2 separate regions of the Homo sapiens genome follow, and region 2 is linked to region 1. Evidence: chromatin loops called from intact Hi-C (ENCODE). Cell type or tissue: natural killer cell. All regions are shown on one strand.

The links. Peaks named below come from ENCODE experiments on the same cell type or tissue, not always from the same donor. Only the 100,000 strongest peaks of a DNase experiment are listed, where the experiment ranks them.
Region 2: it touches region 1 in a loop (21-fold over the local background); 10 of 110 quality-filtered maps call a loop at or near these places.

The regions. Positions count from the first base shown.
Region 1 is chr2:216,139,030-216,141,529 of GRCh38, reverse strand. It overlaps XRCC5 (X-ray repair cross complementing 5), which reads right to left. Exons shown (of 21, transcript NM_021141.4): 13 at 211-344. Among named protein-coding and RNA genes, the nearest start is that of XRCC5, 31 kb to the right of the region's middle. In natural killer cell, no CTCF peak of the experiment used is centred here; a DNase peak (open chromatin) is centred at 1,459.
Region 2 is chr2:216,033,139-216,035,638 of GRCh38, reverse strand. It overlaps a transcript of MREG not described here and a transcript of PECR not described here. Among named protein-coding and RNA genes, the nearest start is that of MREG, 21 kb to the right of the region's middle. In natural killer cell, CTCF peaks have their summits at 1,277 and 1,479 (motif pointing left); a DNase peak (open chromatin) is centred at 1,468.

The DNA of each region.
Region 1 (2,500 bases):
AAGCATTCCAACTTTATTTTTCTTTTTAAGAGCTCAGAATATTTTTACCTTCTGAAGTAGGAGAGGAAGATGTTATTCTTCCATTAAATAGAGCAAATGGGGCCTTCAGAGAAAAAAGACATTTATTTAGGACTGGCCAATTACCGCAACTTTGCACTTAGCTCTCTTTCATTTAAAAGAAATATGACTTGTTCATCCTTCTTCTCTTACCTGAAATAATCTCTGAAATCGAGGATTTGGGATTTTGGTGGTTGGAAACAAGTCTTCAAGGGTGTCTGTCTTCTCATCTTTCTTTGCCAAGCTCATGGAGTCAATCAAAGCATCAACAGCATTCAACTGTGCCTCTTAAACAGAGAAGCCGAAAGAAAAATGATTATTTCCATTATTCTCCACTAAAACAAATGCTTTCTACGTAGAGATATCCACGGCAATATTGGCAGGTTATACAGTCCTGGCCCTGCCAAAGTATTCTCTAGCTATGCACGTATTTAACCCAAGTCTTGGTTTTCTTATCCATGAAAAGATCGATTTAGAGTGACTGACTGATTAGGTTCCAGTTCTACCATTCAGTGAGCCTCTGACAATGGAGTATCAGATCAAAAGCAAGAAAGTTTGTTTCAGAGGAATACAGCCATATAAAAACCAATCCCTATAAGGAGACTGGAACAAAATATTTAGTATCCATTGAGCTAATATTTTAAAAACTAGTAATTAGCTAAAGAAGAAAAACATTAAAAAGAAAAAACCTCTCTGGTAATGAAGCATAAGCATTTTAATGACTTTAATATAACTTTTATCAGAGTACAGCACCTTAACAGGAAGACACCATTGGATCAGGGTGAGCTGATTCCTTCACAATCTACTGAGGCTGAATAAGCTCTCTCCTCTCTTAATGCCTCCATGACACTACTCACACCTGCGTACATGTCTTGCCCTACTCCATTCAAACTCTCAAGTTCCATGAGAGCAGAAATACGACATCCTCTTTCCTTAGGTCTCTCCTAATACTAATAAAAAACAAGTGCTCCTCAATAAAAATCTACTCAGTCAATAAAAATGGTACAGCCCAAAGCAATATGGACGAAAGGCAATTCTCCCAAAAATACTTCTGCCTAAACTACTGTGTGTAACTTTCATTTTACTGATTCATACAGCAGTTCAGCTGTTGAACCTGAGGCACTATTTCTGGAACATTCACAGTCACCAGGCAAAAGGTGGAAAAGAGTAAGTAGTTCCTAAAAAGTACATTATACTTCTATTCTGCACCTTTTCAAATATCCCTTTTGTACAGCTACAACAAAATAAAAGAGCATACAGATATTTATCATCAGATATTTCTTTTTTACCCATTTATGGACTTTTCATGGTGAAACCATGGAGGTTTCAGGCAATGGCACAGCCAACACCATCTTGAACTTGCTAATTCAAGGCCCTCCCAGCAACAGGTAGGGGGCAGTACTTGTACATGTGAACATTCAGTGATTTTCACCTACTACTACAAGGTAGCAGGAGGCCAGATCATCCTGGCATTGCATTCCTACATAGACATCTACTGGGAAATACATGAAATAACTTTAATGTTCCATTTTTCCAATGGAGAAAATGTAAACAAATGTTAACTCACAGAAAATAGATAACAGAAGATATTTAATGTTTCAGATCCTGAGTGATTTATGTCGACAAAATAAATTATCAATAAACTGGGTTTTTAAAAATATTCTGGGCTGGACGTGATGGCTTACACCCATAATTCCAACAGTTTGGGAGGCTGAGATGTGAGGATTGTTTGAACCCAGGAGTTTAAGACCAGCCACAACAACATAGTGAGATTCCATCTCTACAAACAATTTTAAAAATGAGCCAGCCACGGTGGCGCGTACCTGTAGTCCCAACTACTTAGGAGGCCGAGGCAAGAGGATTGCTTGAGCCAGAATTGGCTGTGTCCCCACCCAAATCTCAACTTGAATTGTATCTCCCAGAATTCCCACATGTTGTGGGAGAGACCCAGGGGGAGGTAAATGAATCAGAGGGGCTGGTCTTTCTTGTGCTATTCTCATGATAGTGAATAAGTCTATAGATTTATTCACTCCAGATCTGATGGGTTTATCAGGGGTTTCTACTTTTGCTTCTTCCTCATTTTCTCTTGCTGCCACCATGTAAGTGCCTTTCGCCTCCCACCAAGATTCTGAGGCTTCCCCAGCCATGTGGAACTGTAAGTCCAATTAAACCTCTTTTTCTTCCCAGTCTCGGGTATGTCTTTATCAGCAGTATGAAAATGAACTAATACACAGGGAGTTTGAGGCTCCAGTAAGCTATGATCACGCCGCTGCACTCCAGCCAGGTGACAGAGTGAGACCCTGTCTCAAATAAATAAATAATTAAATATTCTACTCATTTAAATTTTGGAATTATCAGGAAATAGAGACAGAGTAATACTGTAATACAGTGGCAACTTCCATATAATCAGGTCCATGCCTGCCTCCACCGTGATGCAGACAGA
Region 2 (2,500 bases), 110 kb after region 1:
GGCGGGCGTCTGTAGTCCCAGCTACTAGTGAAGCTAAGGCAGGAGAATCACTTGAACCTGAGGGCGGAGATTGCAGTGAGCCAAGATTGCACCATTGCACTCCAGCCTAGGTGACAGAGTAAGACCCTGTCTCGAAAAAAAAAAAAAAAAGAAGAGCCCTCCATAGCACCCCTGGGGCTGACACCCAGATTGAGTAGGGAGGGCATGGCTGTGAATCAGTGGAGGGCAGAGAAGTCACTGTGGTGCTCTGCTGGTGGAACTTGCTAGAAACCTGCCCTCTGGCATCCTGGGGAAAACTGTACAGAGAAGTGTCCTACCAGAGGCCTCTGATGCAAAACCCCCTGAGGGAGGTGCTGGGAAGCTGGTGCTCCTTAGCACTCCTGTGAAGCAGTCTGCACTGCACGGGTCAGGAAGCAAAACCCTCTTCCTCCTCCAATGTCTCTCCATCACCCTCTCCCAACAAAGCTTCAGAGCCCGCTGGCTCAGGGGAACAACTTAGAGGACCCAGATCCATTTTCTCAGAACAGAGGAGCAATTACATCTGGAGCCTGCCACTTGTCGACTGGCCGTCCTGTGGCCCATTGGTCTCCTTAAAGAGCAATGCCACTTCAGGGCTCAGCAATGATCTGTGTTGCAGGAAGGTTGGACATGCAGGGGCAGTGACAGCTCCGTTGACCTTGGTTAACAGGGAGTCCATGCTAATGGGCCGTCTACAGCCTGCCTCCATCACTGTGCCTGTCACACCAGTTCTGGGCTGGCCGGTGATGAAGTCCAGCTATCAACTGGCTGAGTTTTCTTGACTGCTTGGTTGTTCTACACCTCTTCCATGAGGATTGCATTCTGGGGACATTAACGTGGGAGGCGGAAATGACACTCCCCTGGAGCGCCCACTCCCCTGGGCTCATCCGTAATCCTCTACCCCAGACCTTGTTTCCTGGCCACTGTATATATTCTCATCTCGGGCCACTTTTCATTCCATTGTAGATACCAGTTGCACTCTCACACGCTGCCCATTAGAAAGATTTTCCATCTCCACCATCACGGGGCCACTCCTGAATAGAGCTATAATGAAGTTCTGACAACTGTGAAGGAGAGAGAGGAGGAAGGGAATTGGGTAGGAAAAAAAAATATCACAGACTGCAGTACAGTCCAAGAAAGAGAGGGCCAGGCAGATGGGAAGTCCTCAAGGCAAAGTCACCCATGGGAACCACCCTTGTCCCAAGGGAATAGCCTAGATGGACAGCAGGGCTGTGCTTGTCACAGGCCAGGAGCAGCCCGAGGGGAAGGCAGTGATGGATGGAGAGGGGCAGCAGCTGGGACCCACAGCCAATCAATTTTGTTTCCTGTAGCAGGAGGTCTAAGGGGTTTCTTTTCATGGCTGCCATTTGGCTATTCTGCAACTGTAAAACTTCACCATTGATCTCATTCATTTTTTAACATGACCTGGGGCTTGGCTCAAAGCAGTGCCACCTTGTGGTTAGTTTTGGAACACCAGCCTGTCTGGGCAGTGGCTTCTTAGGATGCAAGACCTGCTTGCAAAGCTTCAACTTGAGCTTTAGTTTCTTCCTTTGGTATTTCTTCTGCACTCCTTGTTTACAAGGATTTCATTTCAGCAAAGGAGCCATCTATTGAAATAAGATCAACCAGCGGGAAGATTCTAAACCATATTCAGGAAAGGTATGCTACGTCAAAACTAGCGATTACTGAGCCCATGTTTTAAGACAGCCAAATCTCTAGGCTATTTTGGATCTTATCCTGGACAACACTATTTCTGATTTGTATGGTAACCAAGGCCCTCTGTGGGTTAGTTTCAGCTTTCAAGCAGCCGTGGCTCAGTCTAGTGAGAGGCAGTCCTGCGTTCTGCCTGGTGGGAGTCAGAGTCTTAAGATTTGCCAAGTCCTGATGCCATCAGCATTCACATTGCCTTACAGAGGTCTCCTCCCCACTCCAAGATAGGTAGGCCCACCACCTGTTCTTGTCTGCAGCCTTCAGACTTGTTCTCCTTGAGGTCTTCAGTTCCGCAATAGGAAATATCTTGAAATCCCCTTCTTGACTGAGGCCACCCTTTGCTGAGGTTACTGACCTTTCTGCTTGCTGCTTCCTGGCATCCTGTTTCTCTCTGCTTATTTTGCCCTTTTCTGCCAGTTCCTTCAGGGCTCTTGTTGGATTCTCTCTTTCCATGAAGTACAGATTTTAGAGTGCACTGGAGTCCAACTGCTTGGGTTCGAATCCCAGCTTCTACCACTTACTCGCTCTTGTGAAGGCATTGAGACAGCGGAGGAATTTGTATGCAAAATTACTGGTCATTTTATTCAACGTGATAATGGCATGGCAGTTGTTATTATTTTTTATTTAAGAAATGTTGATTTCTAGGATTTACTTTAAAATATTCCAACTTAAAAAAATGGAGGAAGGGGGGTTGGTGAAATGAGATTGGCAACATGGTAATAATTGTCTAAGCTGGGTGGCAGATACATTATACATTATCTGTCTGCAGCTA